2 separate regions of the Homo sapiens genome follow, and region 1 is linked to region 2. The links are chromatin loops, found by intact Hi-C in ENCODE. Cell type or tissue: breast epithelium. All regions are shown on one strand. Each heading gives the region's core, and the rest is flanking DNA. Links, peaks and the distances in the headings are about the cores only.

Evidence for each region. Peaks named below come from ENCODE experiments on the same cell type or tissue, not always from the same donor. Only the 100,000 strongest peaks of a DNase experiment are listed, where the experiment ranks them.
Region 1: it touches region 2 in a loop (8-fold over the local background); 1 of 110 quality-filtered maps calls a loop at or near these places.

The regions. Positions count from the first base shown.
Region 1 is chr2:206,999,192-207,015,284 of GRCh38, forward strand. No RefSeq gene overlaps it. Among named protein-coding and RNA genes, the nearest start is that of CPO, 68 kb to the left of the region's middle. RefSeq lists a silencer at 8,974-9,268. In breast epithelium, for the core only: a CTCF peak has its summit at 9,537; a DNase peak (open chromatin) is centred at 9,140; H3K27ac peaks cover 953 bases.
Region 2 is chr2:206,877,763-206,893,855 of GRCh38, forward strand. No RefSeq gene overlaps it. Among named protein-coding and RNA genes, the nearest start is that of CPO, 54 kb to the right of the region's middle. In breast epithelium, for the core only: no CTCF peak of the experiment used is centred there; no DNase peak of the experiment used is centred there.

The DNA.
Region 1 (16,093 bases), core at 7,169-11,168, 120 kb after region 2:
ATTTTATGATGCCAACATATCCCTGACACAAAAACCTGTCAAAGAATATTAATTACAAGTACAGAGAATTGTAGACTAATATCTCTAATGAACATAGTTACAAACCTTCTTAATAAAATGTGAGCAAATTAAATTCTGTGGAACCTAAAATGAATAATACATCATGGCCAAGTAAGGTTTAGTGCAGGTATATAAGGCAGGTTTAATATTTTTAAGAATCAATCAACATAATTCACCACATTAACAGGAAAATAGAGAATAACTTTATGCTCATCTTAATAGAGGCAGTAAAATATTTGACAGAATTGAACACTCATTCATGATAAAAGCTTTCAGTAAACTAAATATATAAGTGAAATTTTTTCAACCTGATAAATGGCATCTACAAAAGAGCCAAAGCTACTATCATACTCAGAGGTGAATCGCTGGACCTTTTCTTTAATATAGGAAGCAATGCAAATTCTCACCACTTCTAATCAAATTGAACTAGAAGTCTTAAGGCAAGAAAAAGAAATAAAGGGCATAGTGACTAGAAAGAAAGAAAAGCAAAACTACATATATTCACATATTCACATAACAATGTATAATATTCTAGGTATATTTCCATATACTAGCAACAACTAAAATTAAAAATTTTTAAATAAATATTTTAAATTGCATTTAAAAATGTAATAATAAATCTAATTAAAGATCTGCAAGACTTCCACCTATAAGAAAATTAACAAAACCTTTTGAAAATGAAGAAATACACCATGTTCATGGATTGGAAAAATCTCTATTGTTAAGATGTCAATTCTCCCCAAACAAATTTAAAGATTCTACACAATATCAATCAAAATCTCAACTGACTTTTCTTTTCTTAATTATTTGAAAAATGTTTTAAAACTTAAAATAGCCAAAATAATTTTGGAAAGTTGGAATAGGTGTATTGTTTTCCAAACTCACTATGAAGGTATAATAATCAACGATATGGAATTGGTATCAGGATAGACAAATAGGTCACTAGAGCAGAGCAGAATTTAGAAATAGACACATATAAAGTCAACTGATTTTCAACAAAGGAACCAAGGCAATTCAATAGGGAAAGAAAATCTTTTCAACAAATGGTGTCGGCTATATATAGGGAAGAAAAATAAACTGTGACCCTTACCTCTCACCCTCCACAAAATTAAGTTAAAACGGCCTCTAGACCTAAACAAAAGGGCTTAAATTACATAGTTTTCTAGAAGAAAATAGAAGAGAAACACTGAATCCAGGTGTTGGCAAAAATTTAGACAAGACTCAAAAGCACTGATCATAAAAGAAAATAATTGGCAGTATGGTAGCCATCAAAATTCACATTTTTCTCCTCAAAAAACACAATTAAGTAAGTGAAAAGGCAAGTCTGGGAAAATACAATCATATTAATTGTATCTGAAAAATTATCGCCCATAATTTACAAACAACAACAACAACAAAATTTCTATAAATCCACAAGTCAAAGATAACCAAATTTTAAAATAGGTGAAAAACATGAACAGATAATTCACAAAAGCAGATCTATAAATAGCCAATACACATGTGGAAAAGTGCTCAAAATCATTAGTCATTAGGGAAAGGCATAAGGAAATTTCCAGTATGATGGAAATGTTCTATATCTTGATTGGAGTATTATTTACCTTGGTGTATATTTTCACAAAACTCACTGAAATTTATAGTTAAGATTTATATCTGGGCCCGGGAGCCAAGATGGCCGAATAGGAACAGCTCCGGTCTACAGGTCCCAGCGTGAGCGACGCAGAAGACAGGTGATTTCTGCATTTCCATCTGAGGTACCAGGTTCATCTCACTAGCGAGTGCCAGAAAGTGGGCCCAGGTCAGTGGGTGCGCACACCGTGTGCGAGCCGAAGCAGGGTGAGGCATTGCCTCACTCAGGAAGCGCAAGGGGTCAGGGAGTTCCCTTTCCTAGTCAAAAAAGGGGTGACAGACGGCACCTGGAAAATCGGGTCACTCCCACCTGAATATTGCGCTTTTCCGATGGGCTTAAAAAATGGCGCACCAGGAGATTATATCCCGCACCTGGCTCAGAGGGTCCTATGCCCACGGAGTCTCGCTGATTGCTAGCACAGCAGTCTGAGATCAAACTGCAAGGCGGCAGCAAGGCTGGGGGAGGGGCGCCCGCCATTGCCCAGGCTTGCTTAGGTAAACAAAGCAGCTGGGAAGCTCGAACTGGGTGGAGCCCACCACAGCTCAAGGAGGCTTGCCTGCCTCTGTAGGCTCCACCTCTGGGGGCAGGGCACAGACAAACAAAAAGACAGCAGTAACCTCTGCAGACTTAAATGTCCCTGTCTGACAGCTTTGGAGAGAGCAGTGGTTCTCCCAGCATGCAGCTGGAGATCTGAGAACTGGCAGACTGCCTCAAGTGGGTCCCTGATCCCTGACCCCCAAGCAGCCTAACTGGGAGGCACCCCCCAGCAGGGGCAGACTTACAGCTCACATGGCCGGGTACTCCAACAGACCTGCAGCTGAGGGTCCTGTCTGTTAGAAGGAAAACTAACAAACAGAAAGGACATCCACACCAAAAACCCATCTGTACATCACCGCCATCAAAGACCAAAAGTAGATAAAACCACAAAGATGGGGAAAAAACAGAACAGAAAAACGAAACTCTAAAAAGCAGAGCGCCTCTCCTCCTCCAAAGGAATGCAGTTCCTCACCAGCAATGGAACAAAGCTGGACGGAGAATGACTTTGACGAGCTAAGAGAAGAAGGCTTTACACGATCAAATTACTCCGAGCTACGGGAGGACATGCAAACCAAAGGCAAAGAAGTGGAAAACTGTGAAAAAAATTTAGAAGAATTTATAACTAGAATAACCAATACAGAAAAGTGCTTAAAGGAGCTGATGGAGCTGAAAACCAAGGCTCGAGAACTACGTGAAGAATGCAGAAGCCTCAGGAGCCGATGCAATCAACTGGAAGAAAGGGTATCAGTGATGGAAGATGAAATGAATGAAATGAAGTGAGAAGGGAAGGTTAGAGAAAAAAGAATAAAAAGAAATGAGCAAAGCCTCCAAGAAATATGGGACTACGTGAAAAGACCAAATCTATGTCTGATTGGTGTACCTGAAAGTGATGGGGAGAATGGAACCAAGTTGGAAAACACTCTGCAGGATATTATCCAGGAGAACTTCCCCAATCTAGCAAGGCAGGCCAACATTCAGATTCAGGAAATACAGAGAACGCCACAAAGATAATCCTCGAGAAGAGCAACTCCAAGACACATAATTGTCAGATTCACCAAAGATGAAATGAAGGAAAAAATGTTAAGGGCAGCCAGAGAGAAAGGTCGGGTTACCCTCAAAGGGAAGCCCATCAGACTAACGCAGATCTCTCGGCAGAAACTCTACAAGCCAGAAGAGAGTGGGGCCAATATTCAACATTCTTAAAGAAAAGAATTTTCAACCCAGAATTTCATATCCAGCCAAACTAAGCTTCATAAGTGAAGGAGAAATAAAATACTTTACAGACAAGCAAATGCTGAGAGATTTTGTCACAACCAGGCCTGCCCTAAAAGAGCTCCTAAAGGAAGCACTAAACATGGAAAGGAACAACAAGTACCAGCCACTGCAAAATCATGCCAAAATGTAAAGACCATTGAGACTAGGAAGAAACTGCCTCAACTAATGAGCAAAATAACCAGCTAACATCATAATGACAGGATCAAATTCACACATAACAATACTAACTTTAAATGTAAATGGACTAAATGCTCCAATTAAAAGGCACAGACTGGCAAATTGGATAAAGAGTCAAGACCCATCAGTGTGCTGTATTCAGGAAACCCATCTCACATGCACAGACACACATAGGCTCAAAATAAAAGGATGGAGGAAGATCTACCAAGCAAATGGAAAACAAAAAAAGGCAGGGGTTGCAATCCTCGTCTCTGATAAAACAGACTTTAAACCAACAAAGATCAAAAGAGACAAAGAAGGCCATTACATAATGGTAAAGGGATCAATTCAACAAGAAGAGCTAACTATCCTAAATATATAGACACCCAATACAGGAGCACCCAGATTCATAAAGCAAGTCCTGAGTGACCTACAAAGAGACTTAGACTCCCACACATTAATAATGGGAGACTTTAACACCCCACTGTCAACATTAGACAGATCAACAAGACAGAAAGTCAACAAGGATACCCAGGAATTGAACTCAGCTCTGCACCAAGTGGACCTAATAGACATCTACAGAACTCTCTACCCCAAATCAACAGATTATACATTTTTTTCAGCACCACACCACACCTATTCCAAAATTGACCACATACTTGGAAGTAAAGCTCTCCTCAGCAAATGTAAAAGAACAGAGATTATAACAAACTATCTCTCAGACCACAGTGCAATCAAACTAGAACTCAGGATTAAGAATCTCACTCAAAACTGCTCAACTACATGGAAACTGAACAACCTCCTCCTGAATGACTACTAGGTACATAACGAAATGAAGGCAGAAATAAAGATGTTCTTTGAAACCAACAAGAACAAAGACATAACATACCAGAATCTCTGGGACGCATTCAAAGCAGCGTGTAGAGGGAAATTTATAGCACTAAATGCCCACAAGAGAAAGCAGGAAAGATCCAAAATTGACACCTAACATCACAATTAAAAGAACTAGAAAAGCAAGAGCAAACACATTCAAAAGCTAGCAGAAGGCAAGAAATAACTAAAATCAGAGCAGAACTGAAGGAAATAGAGACACAAAAAACCATTCAAAAAATTAATTAATCCAGGAGCTGGTTTTTTGAAAGGATCAACAAAATTGATAGACCGCTAGCAAGACTAATAAAGAAAAAAAGAGAGAAGAATCAAATAGACGCAATAAAAAATGATAAAGGGGATATCACCACCAATCCCACAGAAATACAAACTACCATCAGAGAATACTACAAACACCTCTACGCAAATAAACTAGAAAATCTAGAAGAAATGGATACATTCCTCGACACATACACTCTCCCAAGACTAAACAAGGAAGAAGTTGAATCTCTGAATAGACCAATAACAGGATCTCAAATTGTGGCAATAATCAATAGCTTACCAACGAAAAAGAGTCCAGGACCAGATGGATTCACAGCCGAATTCTACCAGAGGTACAAGGAGGAACTGGTACCATTCCTTCTTGAAATTTGATTGAAACTATTCCAATCAACAGAAAAAGAGGGAATCCTCCCTCATTTTATGAGGCCAGCATCATTCTGATACCAAAGCCGGGCAAAGACACAACCAAAAAAGAGAATTTTAGACCAATATCCTTGGTGAACATTGATGCAAAAATCCTCAATAAAATACTGGCAAACCAAATCCAGCAGCACATCAAAAAGCCTATCCACCATGATCAAGTGGGCTTCATCTCTGGGATGCAAGGCTGGTTCAATATATGCAAATCAATAAATGTAATCCAGCATATAAACAGAACCAAAGGCAAAAACCACATGATTATCTCAATAGATGCAGAAAAGCCCTTTGACAAAATTCAACAACCCTTCATGCTAAAAACTCTCAATAAATTAGGTATTGATGGGACGTATTTCAAAATAATAAGACTATCTCTGACAAACCCACAGCCAATATCATACTGAATGGGCAAAAACTGGAAGCATTCCCTTTGAAAACTGGCACAAGACAGGGATGCCCTCTCTCACCACTCCTATTCAACATAGTGTTGGAAGTTCTGGCCAGGGCAATTAGGCAGGAGAAGGAAATAAAGGGTATTCAATTAGGAAAAGAGGAAGTCAAATTGTCCCTGTTTGCAGATGACATGATTGTATATCTAGAAAACCCCATTGTCTCAGCCCAAAATCTCCTTAAGCTGATAAGCAACTTCAGCAAAGTCTCAGGATACAAAATCAATGTACAAAAATCACAAGCATTCTTATACACCAACAACAGACAGACAGAGGGCCAAATCATGAGTGAACTCCCATTCACAATTGCTTCAAAGAGAATAAAATACCTAGGAATCCAATTTACAAGGGATGTGAAGGACCTCTTCAAGGAGAACTACAAACCACTGCTCAAGGAAATAAAAGAGGATACAAACAAATGGAAGAACATTCCATGCTCATGGGTAGGAACAATCAATATCGTGAAAATGGCCATACTGCCCAAGGTAATTTACAGATTCAATGTCATCCCCATCAAGCTACCAATGACTTTCTTCACAGAATTGGAAAAAACTACTTTAAAGTTTACATGAAGCCAAAAAAGAGCCCGCATCGCCAAGTCAATCCTAAGCCAAAAGAACAAAGCTGGAGGCATCACACTACCTGACTTCAAACTATACTACAAGGCTACAGTAACCAAAACAGCATGGTACTGGTACCAAAACAGACATATAGATCAATGGAACAGAACAGAGCCCTCAGAAATAACGCCGCATATCTACAACTATCTGATCTTTGACAAACCTGAGAAAAACAAGCAATGGGGAAAGGATTCCCTATTTAATAAATGGTGCTGGGAAAACTGGCTAGCCATATGTAGAAAGCTGAAACTGGATCCCTTCCTTACACCTTATACAAAAATCAATTCAAGATGGATTAAAGACTTAAACGTTAGACCTAAAACCATAAAAACCCTAGAAGAAAACCTAGGCATTACCATTCAGGACATAGGCATGGGCAAGGACTTCATGTCTAAAACACCAAAAGCAATGGCAACAAAAGACAAAATTGACAAATGGGATCTAATTAAACTAAAGAGCTTCTGCACAGCAAAAGAAACTACCATCAGAGTGAACAGGCAACCTACAAAATGGGAGAAAATTTTTGCAACCTACTCATCTGACAAAGGGCTAATATCCAGAATCTACAATGAACTCAAACAAATTTACAAGAAAAAAACAAACAACCCCATCAAAAAGTGGGCGAAGGACATGAACAGACACTTCTCAAAAGAAGACATTTATGCAGCCAAAAAACACATGAAAAAATGCTCACCATCACTGGCCATCAGAGACATGCAAATCAAAACCACAATGAGATATCATATCACACCAGTTGGAATGGCAATCATTAAAAAGTCAGGAAGCAACAGGTGCTGGAGAGGATGTGGAGAAATAGGAACACTTTTACACTGTTGGTGGGACTGTAAACTAGTTCAACCATTGTGGAAGTCAGTGTGGCGATTCCTCAGGGATCTAGAACTAGAAATACCATTTGACCCAGCCATCCCATTACTGGGTATGTACTCAAAGGACTATAAATCATGCTGCTATAAAGACACATGCACATGTATATTTATTGTGGCATTATTCACAATAGCAAAAACTTGGAACCAATCCAAATGTCCAACAATGATAGACTGGATTAAGAAAATGTGGCACATATACACCATGGAATACTATGCAGCCATAAAAAATGATGAGTTCATGTCCTTTGTAGGGACATGGATGAAATTGGAAATCATCATTCTCGGTAAACTATCGCAAGAACAAAAAACCAAACACCGCATATTCTCACTCATAGGTGGGAATTGAACAATGAGAACACATGGACACAGGAAGGGGAACATCAGACTCTGGGGACTGTTGTGGGGTGGGGGGAGGGGGGAGGGATAGCATTGGGAGATATACCTAATGTTAGATGACGAGTTAGTGGGTGCAGCGCACCAGCATGGCACATGTATACATATGTAACTAACCTGCACAATGTGCACATGTACCCTAAAACTTAAAGTATAATAAAAAGAAAAGATTTATATCTGTGTGTACATTTTACCTCAATTTAAAGGAGTATACACAGCTTGTATTTTTTTCTAGCTGATTTGTTGCTATTATACTATTTGTACTTGAGAGTAGATTTCATTCTAAATTGCTCGTTTTTGTTTTGTCATTCATTCTTTCATCCCTTTTAAGTTTTAGAGAAAACCAACCTGTCATCAATTTGAATATGAATAGAGAAGCAAGGGAGGGTGAAATGCGGTGGCCAGTTCAGTTTAGTTTATTATAGCACGAATACAGTGGAGAAATGACCAGGATATCAACCAAGGAGTTGACATTGGTAATGGAGAAGAGGAAAAGTGCTAGAAAATTTGATGGTATATACAATAGGACTGATTAGCCATGGTGGGCAGAGTAGGTCAGTACAGTAGAAGGAGAAAAGTAGAAGTAATTCTAGGTTCCTGTCTTGAGTGACTAAAGATGAATGTCAGTGCCCATCAAATAAGAAAAACAATACAACAGGCAATAAGTTAGAACAGGAAAGGCGAACGGGTGATGGGCTGATAAAAGACGATGAGTTCAGTTGTGTACAGATTGAGTTTAAGTGCCTAAGGGAAACCCAAAAGGAGAGGTCAAATAGGCAGCTGGTCATATTATCCAGATCCACTAAATCCTTATTAGGTTGTTACAAAAGTAATTGCAGTTTTTGCCATTAAAAGTAATACTTTCTGCTTTGCAGTAGAAACTTGGGTTGGTCCCCACATATCGTTTTTAAGTCTCATGTATAAAAATGAATTTAATCCTTCTGACTCCCTTCAACAAAATATTCCAAGGCCAATGACAAATTTTTGACTTGCTTTGCATTTTGAAAATAATTATCTCCAAAGTTTAGATCAGGCTCTATTATGAGCTATCATGGTAGAAGTAAAAAGCATCTGAGTTTTGGAATCAGGCTGACCTTGATTCCAATCCTTGCTCTGCCATTTAGAAGCCAGTTGATCTTGGATAAGTTTATTTATGCATCCTGGCCTCAATCTCTTCTTCAGCAAAAGGGGATTAGGAATCCTATCTTGCAGTAGTGTTATGAAATACTGTGTGGGAAAGAACCTAGCATACAATAAATGCTTAATACATATCCATGTATTTGTAGCCTTCCTTTCAGAGGATGAAGGGTTGATTTACAAGCAAAACAGTATTAGGCAAAATTGTAAAGTATGAAAAAATGCTAGACCATTTTCTTCCCCATGCCTCTTCAAAGTCCAAGACTTTCTTTCCTCTTTTCATCATCAAAAATCAGCTCTCAGGAGAGGATGTGACATCAGTCCTTTGCCTCTCATTGTTAAGTTTACATCATCCCCTCCTTCATGTGCCTGGGGGGACTTCACATTCCAGGCCTTCTATGCAACAATAGAAAGAATGGCTTTGTTTCTGGTTAAAGGCTCAGTGTGCTGGTTAGAAGGAGGCTGTGCCTGGCAGGGTCCCTTCCTGGAACTCCTGAAATCCTCCCTATGAAAGTAGCTAATTCTCTTCTGTGCCTCCAAGTTAGTAGCTTAAAGCAAAAGAAAACACTATTTCACCATATCTAGTATATACTTGTCCCCAATTAGCCATCTGAAGCTTCTCTCTCTACCCTCCCCATCATCTACCCACCTCCCTGGCTGTGTGGTTTTATTTTGGATTTCAATTATTTTGTTATTAGTAGTAGTAATTCTCCATAAGAGACAAATAGGGGGAAGGGGAGTATTTGTCTATTATTTATTGCTGTTTAGGCTAAATGTCTGCAGGTTAATTAAATAGAAAAGTGTCCCCCCCGGGAATGTAGTAGGTCCCTAGTGGTCCAATAAGGTAATAAAACCATGGTGAAACTGAAAGCATTATTGCATGCTGCTTTATTCTCATCAGCAAAGACTTCCAAATACAAATGTAGTCAATTATTGGGTGATTCAGAACAGGAATTTTTGGAATTTAATTATGAAAGTGGTCTGTGTGGGCACTGCAGTCACTGATGGGCAAATGACTGGGAGCTGTCCAAGGGCCAGTGACCTGATGTCTTGACTAAGCACATTCACCCAGAAAGGGATGGTTGAACAAAGAATTCTGCTCTGGCTTTATCAAAGAAATTGTCTACCACTACAACAACCTCTCTTCAGTGTGTGTGTGTGTGTGTGTGTGTGTGTGTGTGTGTGTGTGTGTGTGTACCACCTCATTTTCTTTGTTCCTTCAGCCTCCCTCCATTAATTTGCTAAGTCCTCCTAAGGATCTTAAATTCCTCCAAACAATAGGACAGATATCTTCAGCATCTGAGCAACAATGAAATCAATAAAGACTTTGGAGGGGAGCAAGAAGAATGGTGTGTAGTAATGGCAATTATTCACTGAAAGCAATCTAACCCATTCTTAATTTAATTTGGAGTGCCATTATTTCAGGATTCCAAATGCTAAGGTCATTTTAATCATGCAGATCTCATGTCTTATCGAGTTGTGGCAGAGAATTACTCTTTTTTGTGACCCTGAGTTAGCAAGGACATACTGGGCAAACAGCCAAGGTGCAATACGCTCAATAATAATAATAATCTATACCTAAAGTTAGAGTGATGGTTATTAGCCATTGGCTATTCTGATAGGAGGAGTGTCACCTTTTCAGACCCTCTAGCTGGGTGACTTAGCACTTTCTTTAGTGAATGAAAAGCATCATCACATCAACTATCTTTCTTTCATGGGAGGAAAGAAGGCATAACACACATACTATAGAGAAAAGGTATAAAGTAACAAAATTTTTTATATGTAAAAGAGAAGTAGGTATAGGGGGAGGGGTTTGGGGGAGAAAAGGAAAATAATCTGACCTTGGAAAGAAGGGGAAAAAAACCTCTTTCCTGGGGGGTTTTCTTAGAGTGTAGGAAGAACCAGAGATTTATTTTGAACCCATTTCCTCGTCACAAAAAGAAAAAGAACTTGGAGATCTACTTCCTGTAAAAGAGCAAACAGATATTAAGTCCCAGGTCATTTTAGTCTGTAAGCAAGGTTTGTGTTCTCTTTTCTAATAGCTGTTGTTTGTTGAATTCAAATTGTATACAGGAAAGTTCGCAAGTCCTTTGCATATATTAACATTATTTAATTTTCACTGCAAAACCTGCAATATATATTTTCTTCATTTTATAGATGGGAAAAGTGAACCTTTAAGAGGAAATGTGTAATTTGTCCACAACTAGCAAGAGACAGAGCTGGAATTTTTCATTTAGAATTCCAAGCCTCCCACTTTTTATTCTGCGTCACCAGGATTTTTTCAACTTGCAGAGGTATTTTGTTGTTGCTGCTGTTTGTCTTAATGAAGAATTCAAATATGGCCTTCCAAAATATTTTTTTCTTGAGTTAAATAGGTTTCAAAGCTCTCAAAAAAGTACTGAAATATCTAATCATGTATTATCTCCTTTTCAGAGTGCTCTAAATAAGTTTGATTTTAAAGGCACAATTAGTTAAAATAGGCCTAAAAAGTTGGCGTGCACTTGATTTGGAAGCTAAGATTGGCACCCATGGTCTTAGCAATTAGCTATCATGAGAAAGTAGATGCTGAACCAGAGGACACTTGATGTGTCCTATCTTGGGCCAGCTTGTGCTAGAAGATTCTATGAATGGGTTGAAACCAGTTTGCTCTGTGATGTTGAAAGCCACTTACCTTCCCTGTGCCTCACTAGATAGTGATATTAGTAGAAATTTTGATCACTATCTCATTCTGCAAAAAGCTGCCAGGACTAATAAAATAATACTAGCAAAATACTATTTGGTATAAAGATATAAGTGAATTATTTTTCACTATTTGGTATAAAGATATAAGTGTTTTTTTTTTCTTAAACACAACTCCAAAACATTAATCCCTCTAATTCACCTTCTAGGGAATAAAGTCACAAGCTAGTCAATAATTCAAACTCCCCAGTAAAATGAGAAAGTATTATTGACCCTGAAGAGCACAAAGGTTAATTTATTTGCAAAAATCACCTCCTGCCTCCTGCTGTGGGTGGAACGAAAATATGTCAAGACTCATGAGAAAGCAATCACCTCCTTCTCCCTATAGCTCGACATTTCTGTTTGTTTTGTGTGTGTATTGGTAGGGGACCTAGGTCTCAGGAAGACATGTTGGAGAGATGTTTGAGTATGCTTGCTACATATCTAAAAATTTGTATGTTCTAACTTTGTCCATGAAGCCATAGGGATCAAGAGGAATATTGGCAAATGTAGATGACAGCCAAGCACATTTTGCCGGCCAGGCAGATTTTTTGCAAGCCCCTTTATTTATTTATTTTTTAATGATTTGCAAGCCGGTAAATTGAATTACTCAGTTTTGATTATAAAATAGGTTAGTAGGGAAGCCCAGAAGGTCCACTTGTTCACCATTACAACTACTATCTTTTCTCTCTACCTGATACTGTTCTTCAGAGAAATCACTTCTACTTTTTTTTTTTTTTTTTTTTAGACAGAGTCTCACTCTGTCAGCCAGGCTGGAGTGCAGTGGCATGATCTTGGCTCACTGCAACCTCTGCCTCCTGGGCTCAAGTGATTCTCCTGCCTCAGCCTCCTGAGTAGCTGGGATTACAAGCATGTGCCACCATGCCCGGCTAATTTTTGTATTTTTAGTAGAGACGGGGTTTCACCATGTTGGCCAGGCTGGTCTCAAACTCCTGACCTCAGGTAATCTGCCCACCTCAGCCTCCCAAAGTGCTGGGATTATAGGCGTGAGCCACCACGCCCGACCATCACTCCTATTTTTAATCTAATCTACAAAAACTATGCATTTCTTCAAATTAGTCCCAATAATTTGAATAAGAGAACACTAATTTTAAGTCATGACTTGTTGACATTTGACTTTTAAACTTAGTCATGAGCTCATTAAGAGGCTTTTTGATTTAAAATACCCTTACTTTGGCCAGGTGCAGTGGCTCACACCTGTAATCCCAGCACTTTGGGAGGCCAAGGCTAGTGGATCACTTGAGGTCAGGAGTTTGAGACCAGCCTGGCCAATATGATGAAAGCTCATCTCTACTAAAAATACAAAAATTAGCTGGGTGTCATGGCAGGCACCTGTAATCCCAACTACTCAGGAGGTTGAGGCAAAAGAATTCCTTGAACCTGGGAGGCAGAGGTTGCAGTGAGCTGAGATTGCACAACTGCCCTCCAGCCTAGGCAACAGAATGAGACTCTGTCACAAAAATAAATAAAAATAAAATAAGTAAAATAAAATACTCCCGCTTTAAAATGCATTTGGGAATGATGTATAGTGGATAATTGTTCTTTTATTATTATTATACAGAATCCATCCTCCCTTCTTTCCGCAACAGAAACCCAATTCCCTTTAGGGGACATGTATCTTCCACAAGGTGTGTAGTCTGAGTAGGATTATAAATGAAGGCTCCTCCCCATCCCCTTGATAAGTGGTGGAAGTGTAACACCCAACAGGCTCTCCTTGCCCCCTGTCTAGGCAGGGCCAATTTATCAAGACAGGGGAATTTCAGTAGAGAATTGCAACTCATACAGAGCCAGGTGTATGGGAGACCAGAGTTTTATTATTGCTCAAATCGATCTCCCCCAAAACTTGGGGATCAGGGTTTTAAGGACAATTTGGTGCATAAGGGGTTGGAAAATGGGGAGTACTGATTAATTGGGTCAGAGATGAAATTATAGGGAGTGGAAGCTGTCTTTTGCACTGAGTCATTTCCTGGGTAGGGTTCACAAGACCAGATGAGCTAGTTTATTGTTCTGCATGGTACCAGCTGAACCATGGAGTACAGGATCTGCAAAATATCTCAAGCACTGATCTTAGATTTTACAATAGTGATGTTATCCCCAGGAGCAATCTAGAGAGGTTCAGAATTTTGCAGCCTCCAGCTGCATGACTCCTAAACCATATTTTCTAATCTTGTAGCTAACTTGTTAGTCCTGTAAAAGCAATCTAGTCTCCAGGCAGGAAGGGGGTTTGTTTTGGGAAAGGGCTGTTATTGTCTTTGTTTCAAAGTTAAACTATAAACTAATTTCCTCCCATAGTTAGTTCAGTCTATGCCCAGGAATGAACAAGGACAACTTGGAGGTTAGAAGCAAGGTGGAGTCAGTTATGTCAGAAGTCTTTCACTGTCATAATTTTCTCAGTTATAATTTTTGCAAAGGCAGTTTTATAAACCTCACTATGTCAAAGGAGCCTCCATCCTATATATCTTGAGAGTGGCACTTGCCCATCTTAGCACCAGAGCCTGGTGAGATAGTTAGGTAAATCTTGAAACTGGGCTTTTTTTTTTTTTTTTTTTTTTTTTTTTGAGACAAAGTTTTGCTCTTGTTGCCCAGGCTGGAGTGCAATGGCGCGATTTCAGCTCACCACAAACTCAGCCTTCCGGGTTCAAGCGATTCTCCTGCCTCAGCCTCCCAGGTAGCTGGGATTACAGGCATGCACCACCATGCCCGGCTAATTTTTTGTATTTTTAGTAGAGACGGGGTTTCTCCCTGTTGGTCATTCTGGTCTCGAACTCCCCATCTCAGGTGATTCACCAGCCTTGGCCTCCCAAAGTGCTGGGATTACAGGCTTGAGCCACCTCACCTGGCCAAAACTGGGAATTCTAAAACAATTTGCTTCCTTTATTTTCCTCAGTCAGTCCTATTCCTCAGTTTTCCCTTTAATTCCGTGAGTCCTCCTAAATCATACTTCTCTCCATCCTTTATAAATTCTCATTTCATGTAAGTTAACCATAATCCATTCCTTTTGCTTGCAAACAAGTATGCTGCTACACTGTCTTTCTGAAAATACTACAATTAGCTGGAAGCAATGATGTGAAAATCAAAGCCTAACTGGACCAGGGATGTGGATGACTTGTCTTAAACAGCTCAGGCTTTGATCTTATTTCTCCTCTGTATTGTTTTAAAAGCATCTGTGGGAGGAAAAAGAAATATAATGAAATCTCTCAATTAACTACCAAGTCTCTTGAAGAAGAAGTCAAAACTTAAGCTTCTCTAGTATTTGCCTTTTTGAATTCTGTACCCTGAATGGAAAGTCTTGGTATCCAAGCCAATTCTGATACAAAAAATAAACAATATAAATCAGTTAACTGAAAAATAAGACTAGGTCAGATTTCCATCTGACTTTTTTTTTTTTGGAGACTGAGTCTCACTGGCTCTGTCACGCCCAGGCAGGAGTGCAGTGGTGCAATCTTGGCTCACTGCAACCTCCGCCTCCTGGGTTCAAGCAATTCTCCTGTAGTCCCTGAGTAGCTAGGACTACAGGCGCCCACCACCACACTCAGCTAATTTTCGTATTTTCAGTAGAGACGGGGTTTCACCATGTTGGCCAGGCTAGTCTTGAACTCCTGACCTCAGGTGATCCACCCACCTCAGCCTCCCAAAATGCTGGGATCACAGGTGTGAGCCACTGAGCACAGCCTCCATCTGACATTTTTTATCAGCATCCCTTCAAAAGGCAACATCAGGAAATTGTGAATTAAATAAATTTTGAATCCTGTTTCAGATCATGCCAATTCCTTAGCTTTGCAGATTCCAAAATCTGCTTTCAAATTAGATATTTCATTAGCTTTAATGTATCTTCTAACCTGATGCAGACTCTGAGTTGCATTTTGTAATTTGGGTTCATTCATAATTTACTCTTCAGGAAATTATTATATGAGTATAACAGCTGGAGATGATCGTCCTCCCTCTTCTGTTCTGAGCATTGAAGTAATAACAGCAAGTTAGCACAAGTTTCTTTGGCTGCTGACATAATGAGCTACTTAAGTAACATTATGGTTGAAACCACATGAAGGGAAAGACAAGAAAGAGAACTAATATTTATTGAACACATACTATTCGCCAAGCATTATGTAGGAATTTATTATTACCATTTTTAAGAGAAGAAAACTGAGGTTTGAAGATGCTAAATAATCTTTTTTGTTTAATATACGCTTATTGGAGATTTACCATGTGTCAGGAACTGTGCTAGGCCCTGGAGATACAAAGGTGACTGCTGTAGTAGTAAATGGCAGATCCGTGAATCAAACCTAGGTCCACCTGTCCCTGAAGCCTAGGCCATAACTGATATATCTCCCATGGCACATCCCCTAGGTCAGGATCTCCTCTCCTGATATGAAAGTGAGACCAAGAGCCAGAAAAGAGCCTGTTTCTCCAATGTTTTGGCATCAAGACAATAGATTCTTGAAATTTTTATAATTAGAACCACTTCTAAGTACAGTGAAGAAATTTCATAATTCTCAATCTTATGATTTTAGTTTTCCCAAGGTTCCTTTAAACTTTAGAACAAGTATTATTACTCTCAATTTACACACGGGGAAGAAAAAAGCTTAATGAGATTAAATTACTTAATAAGGGTCCTGGAATTAAAATAAGAAATGATCATCTGGG
Region 2 (16,093 bases), core at 5,586-9,585:
CCGTCTCCCACTCATTTAAGACCTTAAATGAGATATTCCTCTGTCAAATGAGCTCCTTTCTAGACTCTTCATCCCAAACTACTCTGGGCCAGTCTAATCTCACTGTCTCCCAAACATCCCCTATTTGCTCATGACTCTGCACCTGGGATGCCTTGCTGCCTCCCTAAGTGTCTCTCATTGTTCAAGACCCTGAGTTCAAGTACCAGTTTTACTCCACAACTAACCAGGTCAGTTCACACCAATGTTACCCAACTCTAACCCCGTGGCTCTGAGACATATTAGGTGAGCATTTCAGCCTTTCTAACATATGGAATCATTAAGCAAATTTCCCTAATACGTCAAAGTACATGTCTGATGTTGGATATAGCTGGTCAGTACAGGAACAAAAGCACTGATTATTAAATGTTCAGGTGCACTGTAAGCCAGTAATTTCACATTGATAGCTAAAAATCAGCCATGTTGAGAATATTTTTACCACAGGAAATATGCTTCAAATCACTTGCCCCTGTAGTAAGTGTTGGCTGATAATATTATAAAAGCATGTCTTTGTTTATCGATGCTAAGGTTAAAGACCAAAATCTGACCTTCCGTGGTAGAACCCCACTTGACCACTTACTAGCTATGTGACTATGTTCAAGTCATTAAATCTAAGCTTCATTCAGTATCTTTATTTGTTAAATAGAGCTATCAAATAAGCCAGCATTACAGGGTGGAAATGAAAACAAAAATCAGACATCCAGGTAATATGGTTGGTAGGATGTCTACATAAAGTATCATTCAATAAACGTCATGAGACATTATTGTCATTATCATTACTTTTTTTTTTTTTTTTGAGACGGAGTCTCACTCTGTCACCCAGGCTGGAGTACAATGTTGTAATCTCACTTCACTGCAACTTCTGCCTCTCAGGTTCAACCAATTCTTGTGCCTCAGCCTCCTGAGTAGCTGGGATTGCAGAAGCACGCCACCACAGTACCATGCTACCACACCTGGCTAATTTTTGTATTTTTAGTAGAGACGGGGTTTCCCCATGTTGCCCATGCTGGTCTTGAGCTCCTGACCTCAGGTGATTCACCCGCCTCAGCCTCCCAAAGTGCTGGGATTACAGGCGTGAGTCACCACGCCTGGCCCAATGATTATTACTTCTTAGTGAGGAGAATGTGAGCAACAGGGATACTTAAAGCTATGGTCACTGCTAACTGAATATGTTTTAGTCTATTTTAATTGATATATATGTATTATTTAACAATTTTATTGTGCTTATTTAAGGTATACAACAACACAATGTTATGGGATACATATAGACAGTAAAATAAGGTTACAATATGAATGTATTCATCATCTCATGTAGTTATCACCTTTTTTTTTTTGCTAAAATCAACTCATTTTGCATGAATCCCAAATACAGCACCATTTTATTACCTATAGTCCTCACGTTGTACATTAGCTCTCTAGACTTAGTCATCCTACATATCTGCCACTTTGTCCTGTGACCTACAATCTCCCCATTTCCTTCTCCCCTGCAACCACTGTTTTGTTCTCTACTTCTGAATATTTGTTTTTGTTTTTGTTTTAGGATTCCACATATAAGTGAGATGATGCAATGTTTTCCTTTTTTAGGTCTGGCTGATTTCACTTAACATAATGTCCTTCAGGTTCATCCACATTGTGCCAAATGGTAAGATCTTGGGTTTTTTTGGGCTGAATAATATTCCCGTGTGTGTGTGTGTGTGTGTGTGCATGTGTGTGTATCAGTCACAGTTTCTTTATCCATTCATCAGTTGACAGACACTTAGGATGTTTCCATATTTCGGCTACTGTGAATAATGCTGCAATGATCATGAGAGTGCAAATATCTTTATGAGATGCTAGTTTTATTTCCTTTGGATGTGCCCAGAAGGAGGATTACTAGGTCATATGGTAGTTTTATTGTCAATTTCTTTAGAAATCACATACTGTTTTTCATAATGGCTCCACCAATCTACATTTTTACCAACAGAGTATGAGTTCCTTTTTCACCATACCCTCACTAACATTTGTTGTCTTTTGACTTTTTGGTAATAGCCATCCTAATGAGTGTGAGGTGGTATCTCACAGTGGCTTCGATCTGCATTTCCCTGATGATTAATGATGTTGAACACCCTTTCATATACCTGTGGGCAATGTTTATTTCCTTGGAGAAATGTCTATTCAGGTCTTTTGCCCATTTAAAAAATAAGGTTGTTATATGTGTTCTTTATAAATTTGAATATTACCAGCTTATCAGACATACGATTTGCAAATATTTTTTCTCAATCCATGGGCCATTTCTTCATTTTGATCATTGTTTCCTTTGCTATCAGAAGATTTTTATTTTGATAGATTCCCATTTATTTATTTTTGCTTTTGTGAACTGAGCTTTTCATGTGGTACCTTTAAAAAACATTGCCAAAGCCAATGCCCAGGAGCTTTTCTCCATGTTCTCTTCTAGGAGTTTTATGGTTTCCAGTCTTATATTTAGGTCTTTTATCTATGTTGAAGTGATTTTTGTATATGGTATTAGAGCCCAATTTCATTTTTTTACTTGTGAAAATCCATTTTTCCTAGTACCATTTCTTAAAGAGCCTACTCTTTCCCCATTGTGCCTTGTTGGTACCCTTATCAAAAATTAGTTGACCATAAACATTTGGATTTATTTCTGGGCTCTGTATTCTGTTCCACTGCTCTACGTGTCTGTTTTTATTCCACTAGTATGCTGTTTTAATTACTATCACTTTGTAATATCACTTTAAATCAGGAAATGTGATGCCTCCAACTTTGTTCTCCTTTCTCAGAATTGTTTTGACTATTCAGGGTCCTTTATGTTTCCATACAAATTTCAGGATTGTTTTCTCTATTTCTGTGAAGAATGCCATTGGGATTTTTATAGGGATTAGGTTGAATCCACATAATATTGCTTTGGGTAGTATGAACATTTTAACAATATTATTTCTTCTGATCCATGAGCATAGGAAATCTTTCCATTATTCTTCTTTCCTTCAATTTCTTTCCTCAGTGTTTTATAGTTTTCAGTGTACAAAGCTTTTAATTCCTTGGTTAAATTTATTCCTAAGCATTTTTTGATGCTATCATAAATAGGATCGCTTTCTTAATTTCTATTTTAGTTAGGTTTTCATTGGTATATAAAATGCTATTAATTTTCATATGTTGATTTTGTATCCTGCAACTTTACTGAATTCATTTATTAGTTCTACCAGTTTTTCCTGTGTGTGTGTAGAATCTTTGGGGTTTTTAAATGTAGGATCATATCTGCAAATAGAGGTAATTTTACTTCTTCCTTTTTGATCTAGATGTCTGTCACTTCTTTCTCTTGTCTAATTGCTTTTGTTAGTACTTTTAGTATTATTGAATAGAAGTGGTAAAAGTGGGCATGCTTGCTTTGTACTGTATCTTTGTATTAAAGCTTTCAATTTGGGGCATTCTGGGTTTGTCACTTAACAGTTTTGTGAATGTGAATGCGTGACTTAACCTCAGAATATAGGTTTTTGTACCTTTAAAATGCAGACAGTGATATCGATGTCATAATGAGATTAAAGTATAAAATCAGCTAGCAAAGTTTATGGTCTTTAAAATAATCCCACTTAATTTTAGTTTCCTTCCATTCCTTCCAACAGGTAGTCAAGAATGTTTTCATCAACTTTCTCTTTATTCCTTCACTTGGCTGACTAGCAGAAAAGGATTGATTCCAAATGGTATCATTTAGAAATTCAGATATTTAAATCTTGACTAAATGATCCCTTACTCAGTTCAGAGTTAGTAACACCCTTTGATGACTGCTGCTCTTATCAGCTGGGCTTTGACTTTATTTTAATTTCAGAGCCCAATGACAGTTTTTAGGGTTGCTTTCAGCAAAATCTACCATTTGATTATCCACAAATAGCACATCTTTTATCCAAGTAAGATAAGTAGCTAGCTTAAGAACAGAGAGTCATCTAAAGTCAAAGGAACTCTTAAATTTATATCAACAGTTAATCCTCTGTGGCCATGTCGGGTCTGTTGGTGGAGATGCCAAACACGGAAGACAGTGAAGTGGTGGCTCAGCGTTCTCCAAAGGAATGAGCAAGCAGATGAGGCAAAGCACACTCTGAAGGTGAGAGGGGTAGAGAGGGAAAGGCGTGTTACAGACGTGGCCAATCAAGCCTTTCTCTGAATCGTATCAGAAAACTCTTGAGGATAAAAACTCCTTGGCTTCTTTCCAGTGAGCCAACTTGATAGCTCTAATGCTACACACACTTTGAAATGATTATTTGTTCTGTGTTTAAAATGGGAAATTGAAGTTTGGCAAAGTCATTTGGACTAGCCCAGAATCTCATGCAAAGCAATTGGTTCAGAGCTATTAGTGCAGCAGATTTCTCGGTCCATTAAGAGTCTGACATAGTAGGAGGCGTCTGCTTGTGATTCTTTCCATTTCTAGCTCCAGACAAACTGCCCTTTCTGAGTCTTTAGTCTGTTTCTCTGATTATCTTTTAAGTGTCTCAGGAAAGTTTTTCCTCGATTTGGTGCTCACTGTTCCAAGCCTTTTGCTTCTATCCCTCTCTCCTCGCTCCCTGGCTGTTATTTTTTTATACACCATCTTTGAGAAACCACGTCATATGGAGATCTCCTAAATTTACTGTTCTCTACTCTTCACTTTTTTTCTTGGCTGTCTATTTAGATTCCTCCTTTATATTCTTGCAGCAATATTTTTCATGTATTCACTCTTTTCCTCTAAATGGTTGCCAAAATATGCAGCTGCTTCCTCCTCAATATTGTGAAGATCTGCCTTCTTTATCTATCAAAAGTTTTTTAAAGAAGACTTTATTTCCAAACCCTAACTTCGAGTTAACCATATAGGAAATGACGGAGTCTCTAGACATCTACTGTTTGATCAACGGGTCTTTTCCCTCTTGACTTTCACACCCTAACTTTTCTTGGGCAGTCCAGGCTCAGGCAAGCACCAGCATTATTTCCATTGCCTCTACTCCACTGTTCATTCTGGTGTCTTGTCCAGGCAGCCACAGTGGGCACAGTTAAAAGCAGCACCCTGCCAGCCTGCAGCCATATCCTTCTTGTGACTAGAGTCACTGGCAAGACATCCTTGTAGGGTGGGAGGGAGATCTTCTCTCTCTTACTTCTTGTTCTTCTTGGCCAACGAAATAGAAATTCCAACCTGTCTGAAGTGAGAGGAAAAAGTGCTTTTCCTTTTTCTGACCACTTTCCACAAAAGAAGAGTGGCATTTATCTGTTTGGTGTGATGGTGAGGATCAGGCATTCAGTGGTCTGCTGTTGGGTCAGGGGGTCAATGCTTAAAAGGCTGCATGTACTTGTGGCATCATTCACTTTGTCTCTGCACTCAAAAGGAAGGAGGAAGCCCCAGGTCCTCTATGCAGCAAGTGGAGTGAGAATCGGCTCTGCATGTCCGATGTCCTTGTGTGTGTGTGGCGGAGGCAAATGAAGAAAAAGCATTAGGATGCCTATATTGGCCTCAAGTCCAAGGTTCTTCAATATGGTTTTGGTAGCACTATACAGATTTTTTTAAAACCCCTGTATCTATTAGCTAGTTTGGGGCTCAGAGAAAAGAGGGGGAGTGATTACCATCTCAAACTCCAATAAGACCATGCTATTTCCTTTTATTTCCTGATTATTAAAATTAAATATATATAAAACAACAATTATCTATATTTTCATAACTCATTTTTTTCTCCTTAGGTATTCTCACATCAATCCTAAGAGATAGAAGAGTTAAAAGCCATATCATGCTTAACGCGATTCTAGTGGCAATTCTGTGAGAGGAATGGGGCTCACAGAGTTAGCTACATGCTATAGAGGGGAAAACAGGCACAGGGAGGCAAGATGACTTGCCCAAGGTGAGACCACATCTCTAGATAGCGGAGGAGCCGCCACAATGACCCTATCTCATTCCCGATAGAGGAGGCCAGCCCGTCTCTCTTGCTTTGTGTTAGGTGCTACCGAACATAGTGGATTCTCAGTCAGTATTACTGTTTCAATACACACTGAAAGATTTTTATTTAGTGAATTGAGTTGTAATTCTACAACTCAAGAAGAGAAGAATTATGAAGAGGCACGGTACGGCTGTTGAAGAAAATTGAGCTCTTTCATCACTGCTCAAATACAGTCCTACTCTATTCTTTAAGCTATTCTTTCCCTGGTCCTTCTATTTTCTCTCCCAGCATCCCATGCATCCCCTCCTGCCTGCCATGGACTCTCCCTTAGTTTGTGTCTATCTGGCTTACTTAAACATCTTATTAGCTAACCTTGTGCCTTGAGAAAATCATTTTATGTTTTGCAACTTTGAGTTTCTCAAATTTAAAATTAAACCATTAAATGAAACCTCTAAGATTCCCTTTAGGCTGGACATGGTGGCTGATGTTTGCAATCCCAGCACTTTGGGAGGCCGAGGCAGGCGGATCACTTGAGGTCAGGAGTTCGAGACCAGCCTGGCCAACGTGGTGAAACCCCGTCTCAACTAAAGATTGGAAAAAATTAGCTGGGCGTGGTAGCGCATGCCTGTATCCCAGCTACTCTTGGGAGGCTAAGGCACGAGAATCCCTAGAACCTGGGAGGCAGAGGTTGCAGTGAGCTGAGATTGTGCCACTGCACTCCAGCCTGGGCAACAGAGTGAGAGACTCTGTCTTCAAATAATAATAATAATGATAATAATAAGATTCCCTTTAGCTCAAACCATGAGCAGAGTGGGGAGACTTGTTTGGGTGGGAGCTGGGGTCCAGATGCTTTGGCTAGTGAATGTGGTCATCTCCCCTCCATTACCAATGGCTTCTACAGATTTAATATTTAATTAATATTAAATTCCCTCTTTTGAAATAAACAGTTAGATTGTTGCCTCCTAACTGGACTCTGACTAATACAAGGAGAAATTTTGTTTTATAGATTACTTTTACCTAATAAGGTTCTGCTTCATCTTTGGGGAAGATACTCACTGCCAGAAAGAAGAGGAAATATAGGAGGAAGGTGCAGTCCATGATTGGAGCCAGGCTGGCAGAGGTCAGCTGGGTTTTTATTACAGTTTTCTGGAAATACAGATTAGCTTGCATTAGAAAAGCGAAAGACCTTTTAGATGTTCAAGTAGACTGGAAAGTAGTGTGGGTTAGAGAACAGAAGGGTAACAATCTTCCCTCCAACCTAAGAAAATAGCTTTCAATTTCTCCTTGGAGACCTCAAAATTATAAGGTAAGCATATTTTTTGAAAAGTGGGTTCATTATGGTCATCAGGTTCTAAACATCTGTCTGTGCCTACAGTAGCTACATTCCACATGGGTTGAGGCATGGCCTGCTCTCACTCCAGAACTTCATATGTGTTATTGCCTCTGCCGCAAATAATATTCCCACTTTCAACCTTAAACTCCTTCCTCCTGCCTCATTCCTACTTGTCTTCCCTCACAGCCCTCCCTCAACTAGGTTAGGTGCCCCAACTATGTCCTGCTATAGAGGCATATTCTTGTTTTTTATTGCACTCATTACAGAATAATGAAATGACTTCTTTCCACATCTGTCTCCATAAGTAAAATGTAAACTCTGAGGGGGTTACATGTGTGTTTTATTCCACTGTACCTGGCACAGTGACTGGCACATAGGCATTCGACTACAAATATTTAATATAGGTACCAATAAGGTGCTATGTTTTATGGGGTGGTAGTGGTGAGAGTTAATCCCTTGTAGATTTTCAACTTGTCTGTTATATTTTGCATCCTGTCTGTCTAGACCAGTGCTCCCAGGTGATTTTGATAGCATTTGCTAAGGGACCACATTTTGAGATGCAAAGCTAGATGTTTGGAACATGCACAGAAAATGGAGCACCAGGGCTGAGGTAGGATAGAAGTGAAATGAAGCTTAAGTGTTCCCATGTTTGATGCTGCCTGCTTTTCTCCCCACCCTTTCGATCTTGGGCTTTCTATCCTCCCCCAACCAAAGTCTATTTCTTGGAAAGCATTCACATTCCTGGGTTAAATGGCAGAAAAGAGTAAATGACCGTGTTACTTGTTCAAGATGGTTTGTATTTTTCACAAGGAACAAAGCCCTACTGGTTTTGAACCAAAGGAATGGACTTCAAATTGTGTAATGTCAAGTTTAAGAAGCCAGTAGGAAATCAGGAGACCACACTTGTAGGTGACTGAAGACTCGACCCACATAGGAAGCTCAGTAGAGGGACAGTGTCCATCACAGGGTGGGTGCACAGGCATGCATGTTGAATCAACAGAGTCACACCGGTCTAGCATATCCCTCAGTGAGAAGGAAGTACATAAGTTGTATGTGCACAGAAAGTCTGTGCCATCATGAGCCTTCTGGAATTGTCCATGGGACTTATTGGAGAAACTTAAAAGAATACATCCTACCTAGTGTTTCCTCACTCACCGTGGGAAAAAAAACCCTGAAAATAAAATACTGTTAAAATGAATACTATTCTGGCTGAAAGTCTGCACCCTTGATAAGTGATTTGCTCTGTTAGACAGGCAGGAATTAGCATAGAGAACTTTGGAAAAGCCACCAACTATCAGTGGCTTGGTATTACAAACATGGAGAAGAATGAATTTCTGTGCTCAATTCCTTGCATTCTCCCACCATTAAGAAAGATGCTATCATTTCAAAATGAAGATATGTACAGTCTTGGACTTTTGGGGAACTTCTCTTGGAAGTTATTGGTGCTTCCGAAAATGGGTAGTCTGTAACACTTTGTAGGGAAGATCTATACTGGGGAGGGCTGGAGCTGTCATAATCTTTGTAGAGAACTGGAAGGCTGCCATGCTGTGTTCCTGAGCATTCATTACTTCAGTGAGGACACCTTCATTCCTTATGGTTAGCCTGATGAGCCACCGAGCAATGCTGATGGATTGGTAAGGCTCACACCCTGACTCCAATGCTCCATCAAGGTTAGATATGCTCGACTTTGCTGCCTTTTCAGTAGTTTTGTGTTTACTTCCCTCTTTTCCTATATTTTATACATGCCTCCACGTGACACTTATTGATATCACTGTTGCTGAGTTTGGGCATACTTCCAGAGAAGCTCAGATTTGCTCTTACTTTTCCATCCAATAAATTCATCTGTTAAGCATTGGGAGAAGAATTCTGGAAACTCCATCACTAGTTGGCAACTATCACATTTCTTAAGAGAAGAAAAATCTTTAATCTAGTTGAAACCATATTTCTTGTGCTGGAATGGATTTAAGACAAAAATTATATTGCACATTTGGGCACGGACCTTGATTTTTCAACATGCATCTTTCATGTGTTAGGAACTGATGCTGCACATTTTCTCCCCCGGGGATTTTCCTTTTCTTAAGGCATTAAATTGCTTGCTCAGATGTATAAAGGATGTACCACCTTGAATGGATGTGCTAATTAGCAATGGTAAAATTTATGTATGCAACATTGATAAGGAAGGAGAGATTAAAATCCTATTTCATTTATGTATTATATGTTTACAAAAAAGAAAAACATAAGGGAAAGCGACCTCTTTTGTCTAGCTGAGAATTTAGAAATGAAAGGCATGCATGCATTTTTCAGAAGGAGGTGAGCAAAATGTTTTATGGCTTTCTAGCAGATATTCCACACCAATAGTTCCGAAGCCCTGCCATCCATGAGCCCCTGAAAAAAATTCCATGGTTAGCCTTTGTCCTTGTGTAATGACTGTTTGCATTCCTCTATCCAACTATAGCCCAGTTCATCTTATAGATTACCACCACCAAAGGGCTCTTTAAGCCTGGGCAACTCTATTACCGTTTACCCTTGTGACATTTCTATTCTCTAACTCAGAGGTTCTCAAAGTGTGGTTCCCACACCAGCAGCACCTGCATCACTGGAAACTGGTTAGATATGAACATTCTTAGGTGAAACTCAAGACCTACTGAATAATAAAGTTTGGGGTGATGCCCAGCAGTCCATGTTTTAAAAGACACTAGCTGATTCTGATGTATGCCCTAACTGAAAAGGTGTTGCCTCCTAATTTGAAAAGGAGGATCAAAAGACTGCCCTTTGCCCTAGTCCAAAGTAGTAAACAACTAACCACAGAACAAGTAGTAACCCCATCCTAATTGATTGTTGATAGTGTCATGCTCTTGAAGGTCAGCCAATCAACTACAGTATCACTCCAGGAACTGCTTCTGAAAGTCAGCTCATCCTTAAACCACACAGCTGAAAGTCAGCCAATCCCTAAACACTCTTGCTTCAGAAAATCTGCCAACCCCTGAGCTCCCTGTTCCTAAAACCCTTTAAGATAGCAAGTCTTGGTCTGTTCAGAGAGACAGATTTATAAGAGTAGCTCTCCATTACTTAGGAAGCAATAAATTTAGCCTCTTCGTTTCACATACAGATATATGGGATGTTAAAAATTTCATCCTCCAAAAAATGATCATTGTAGATTTAGAAGTCAAAATTTGTATTAGAGAGGTTTTACCAGCATTGTTGAAATGTTGGTGATGGGGATGTTTGAGGAACATGATATGCTTGTCAAAGACAAGAACCAACTATGAATTAGAGATAATATTTTATAGTAAAAATGATAAAATAAAAAACATGAAATAAAATATAATTATCCATTACTAAACATGTATAGTTATTATAAAGTAAACAATGAACAATTACTTTATGAAAGTTTTGATATAGTAATATCAGGAGAATAGGGAAGGAAGAAATGGGGTGATGTTGGTGCTAAATCATAATTTTCTATAACAGGAAGCCCCAACCTGGGCAACACAGTGAGACCCCATCTCTACAAAACAATTACAAATTAAAAAACAATTAGCTGGACATGGTGGCATGCACCTGTAGTCCCAGGCACTCAGGAGGCTGAGATGGGAGGACCCCTTGAGCCTGAGTGATTGAGGCTACAGTGAGCCATGATTGTGCCACTGCACTTCAGCATGGGTGACAGGGATTTTGTCTTAAAAACATAAAAAATAAAAATAAATGATGTCAAAATGGACATTAATTAAATTTTAATGCAACTCAAGAAATATTTGTTGAGCATATACCTTGGATTGTTAGATGCTAGAGATATGAAGATGAAACTGTCAGAGTAGACAGGCTGTAAGTAATTTCAACACAATCCAAAGAAGAAATGAATTGATTCTGATAGTGGTGTTGGTGGTGAGAAAAAAATTGCAAAGAGGGAGTCCTGGAAAGTATGCCTTCTAAGTATGAGTAGATATTCTTAGGCAGACTGAAAAGAGAAGTGCCTTCCAGGGTGAGGGAATAACATGGGTGAAGGCAAAAGGTCCTGAAAGTGAGAATGGAGTTAGGGAAATAGTGAGTAATTTGGGGAACTGGTTAGAAGTAAGACTGGAAAAATAGTCTGGTGATGGGATTTAAAAGGTCTTGAATGCCATGATCAGAAGTTTAGATTTATCACAAAGGCATTATTTTCATTTTTCCTAAGGAAGTAATATTAGCTTTTGCTATTTTTTTAAACTTTTAGGTTCAGGAGTACATGTGCAGGTTTGTTAGATAGGTAAATTGCCTGTCATGGGGATTAAGTATACAGATTATTTTGTCATCCAGGAAATAAGCATAGTACATGATAGGTAGTTTGTTGTTGTTGTTGTTGTTGTTGTTGTTGTTTGAGATAGGGTCTCATTCTGTCACCCAGGCTGGAGTGCAGTGGCATGATCTCAGCTCACTGCAATCTCTGCCTCACAGGCTTAAGCCAACCTCCCACCTCAGACTCCCAAGTAGCTGGGACTGCAGGTGCATGCCATCACACCCAGCTAATTTTTGTATTTTTAGTAGAGACAAGGTTTCACCATGTTGACCAAGCTTGTCTCGAACTCCTGACCGCAAGACATCCACCCGCCTCAGCCTCCCAAAGTGCCAAGATTACAGGTTTGAGCCACCATGCCTGGCCCTGATAGGTAGTTTTTCGATACTAACTTTCCTCCTTCCCTCCACTCTCAAGAAGGCCGCAGTGTCTGTCCTTTGGGTCCATGTGTACTCAATGTTTAGCTTCCACTTGTGAGTGAGAACATGTGGTATTTGATTTTCTGTTCCTGCGTTAGTTCACTTGGGTAATAGGCTCCAGCTCCATCCATGTTGTTGCAAAGGACGTGACTTTGTTCTTTTTTATGGTTTTGTAGTATTCCATGGTGTATATATACCACATTTTCTTTATCCAGTTTACCATAATGGGCAGTTAGGTTAATTCCATGTATTTGCTATTGTGAATAGTGTTGCTATACATGTGTGCTATACATGTGTATGTGTCTTTATGGTAGAACAATTTTTATTCCTTTGGGTATGCACCCAATAATAGGATTCCTAGGTCAAATGATAATTCTGCTTTGAGTTCTTGGAGAAATTGCCAATCTTCTTTCCACAATGGTCGATGTATTAGTCTGTTCTCACACTGCTATAAAGAACTGCCTGAGACTGGGTAATTTATAAAGAAAAGAGATTTAATTGACTCACAGTTCCACATGGCTGGGGAGGCCTCAGGAAACTTACAATCATGGCAGAAGGGAAGCAGGCACGTTTTACCTGGCAGCAGGCAAGAGACAGCATGAGTGTGAAGGAGGAACTATCAAACACACAAAAGCATCAGATCTCATGAGAACTGACTCACTATCACAAGAACAGCATGGGAGAAGCCATCCCCATGACACAATCACCTCCCACCAAGTCCCTCCCTGGACACATGGGGATTACAATTTAAGATGAGATTTGGGCGGGGACACCAAGCCAAACCATATCAGTTGACTAATGTTAGTTTTAATCTTTTGGTATAATCCTAAACTGGAACAGACTAACCTCTACTGTTCTCAATAGGGATGTCCTATGGCCTGAACTGTGTTGCCCCTAACATTCGTATATTGAAGCCCTAACCCTCAATGTGACAATATTTTAGAACAAGGTTAAATGTGGTCAAAAGGCTGGGGCCCTAATCTGACAGGATTAATGTCTTTACAAGAAGAGACACTAGAGATCTATCTCTCTCTCTACCACGTGAAAATATAGTGAGAAGGATGCCATTAGCAAGCCAGGAAAAGAGTCCTCACCTGAAACTGAATTGTGCCAGAACCTTGACCTTGGACTTTAAGGCTCCAGAACTGTGAGAAAATAAATTACCATTTTTTATGCCACCCAGTCTATGGTATTTTGTTATGGCTATCCTGATGGATTAAGGCAGAGTGCTACTGGCATTTGGTTGGTACAGTCCTTCATTATTCAGGACTATCCCATACATTATAGGATATGTAGTGTCTCTGGTCTCCAACTATAAAATTCTAGTAGTGCTACTCTGTCACTATGACAACAAAAAAAATGCTCCTACACATCTTCCAATGCTTCTTTGGGGGCAACAGTACTTACTGCTTCTGGCAGAAAACCACAAAAGGAAGCCTGTGAGAAGACTAATACAATTAAAATAAGATTTATTATGTTCCTTCCTGATCTCCTAGCGACCATAGGAAGGACTTTTACTTATTAAGAGTAAGGCATATGGTATAACAGCAAAATACAATGACAACAATAACCTTGATGTTCCTAAGAATCTCTGGTGTTGGAATAGAGTCTTTTATTTTGAGAAAGCAAAGGGAATACCTTGTCTTAGTACCAAATGACTAACATATTCATGTATCACAGTGAAAAAAAAAAACCCAGAAAACAAAAACAAGCTCTTTGCATCCTGAGATAAAAACAAAACAAAGGGAAAACAATAAAAGGACACTCTTTAACACTAGTCTTCAAAATAAATAAAACCTTGAATCCTTTCTACTAAGTTGCTAACTCTTTAGGAAAAAGTAATTCCTGATTTTTACAATACTAAATTTGGCAGATGTGTGATGACCTTGAAGATACAACCGTGTGAGGAAATTGCTATCTATCTCATCTTAAAAAATGATAAATTTAACCTTGGTAACCTTGTGGGGTTTCTTTCCCCCTGTATCTGTTCGAAACCCTTTCTAAAACCCTGCAAGTAAAAATACTTGAGAACAATCCAACTGCAACAGAAATTTCATCATGCTCCATTATTAACTATTAGAGGCAATTATTTTCTGATTTATATCACCACAGATCTATTTTATTCTTCTCAAATTTCATTTACATGGAATCAAACACCATGATTATTTTGTGTGTGGCTTTTCTTGTTTGACATGTTTTGGGGACCTTTTTATTTTGTTCATTTTTTTTAATTGCTGAGGACTATTCCAATGAATGGATATAACACAATTTGTTTATATGTTCTTCTGTTGACAGATACGTGGATTGTCTCCAGTTTTTGGCTAATATGATCAAAGCTTCTAGGAACATCATTGCACATGTTTTTTTTTTTTTGGATATATACTTTCATTTCTTACCTAGGACTGGAATTATTGAGACATAGGGTAGATGTATGTTTAATTTTATAAGAGACCGGAAACAGTTTTTTTGAAGTTTTTATAGAATTTTACATTCCATCAACAATATATGAGGGGTCCAGGTGTTCCATATCCTTGCCTTATATTATCAAACTTTTAAAATTTTACACATTCTAAGTAATTGCAAAACCATGTTACTTTGTGCCTTTAATTTGCATTTCCATGACAATCATGTTAAGCACCTTTTTTGTGTTCTTATTGGCTTTACATAAATTTATTTTTGTTTAAGTCTTTTGTTCATTTGTAATCGGGTCATTGGTCTTTATCTTGTTTATTTGTAAAGAGTATTTTGTATTTGTGAATATGAGTTCTTTTTTCACATATATTGTGCCTCATAAGATTTTTTCTTTTTCCCAGTTTGTGACTTGTCTTTCTTTTTTTTTTTAATAATTAAAAAATTAATGGGTACACAGTAGGTGTATACATTTATGGGGTACATGAAATGTTTTGATACAGGCTTGCAGTACTTAAAAGTCACATCAGGGTAAATGAGGTATCCATCACCTCAAGCACTGATCATTTCTTGTGTTACAAACATTCTAATTATACTCTTTTAGTTGTTTTAAAATGTATGATATTGTTGACTGTAGTCACCCTGTTGTGCTATCAAATACTAGATCTTATTTATTCTGGCTGACTATATTTTTATACTTCTTAACCATCTCCATCCTCCCTATACCCCACTACCCTTCCCAGCCTCTGGTAACCATCATTCTATTCTCTATCTCCATGAGTTCAATTGTTTTAATTTTTAGATACTACAAATGAGTGAGAACATGTGATATTTGTCTTTCTGTGCCTGGTTTATTTCATTTAACACAATGTCCTCCAGTTCCATCCATGTTGTTGCAAATGACAGGATCTCATTCTTTTATATGGCTGAATAGTTCTCCATTGTGTATATGTACCACATTTTCTTTATCTGTTCATCTGTTGATGGACACCTAAGTTACTTCCAAATCTTGGCTATTGGGAATAGTGCTGCAATAAACATGGGAGTGCAGATGTCTTTTTTGATTTCACTTCTTTTGGATAAATATCCAATAGTGGAATTGCTGGATCACATGTTAGTTCTATCTTTGGTTTTTTGAGGAACTTTCATACTGTTCTCCATAGTGGCTATACTAATTTTCATTCTCACCAACTGTATATGAGGGTTCCTTTTTCTCCACATCATCACCAGCATTTGTCATTGCTTGTCTTTGGATAAAAGCCACTTTAATTGGGGTGAGATGATATCTCATTGTAGTTTTGATTTGCATTTCTCTGATGATCAGTGATGTTGAGGACCTTTTCATATACACTTTTGCCATTTGCATGTCTTTTGAGAAGTATCTATTCAGATCTTTTGCCCATTTTTAAATTGGATTATTAGATTTTTTTCCTATAGAGTTGAGCTTCTTATATATTTTGGTTATTAATCCCTTGCCAGATGGATAGTTTGAAAATATTTTCTCCCATTCTGTGGGTTGTCTCTTCACTTTGCCGATTGCTTCCATTACTGTGAAGAAACTATTTAATTTGATGTGATCTCATTTGTCCATTTTTGCTTTGGTTGCCTGTGCTTTAGGGGTATTACTCAAAAAGCCTTTGCCCAAACCAATGTCCTAGAGAGTTTCTCCAATATTTTCTTTTACTAGTTTCATTGTTTGAGGCTTTAGATTTAAGTCTTTAATCCATTTTGATTTGAC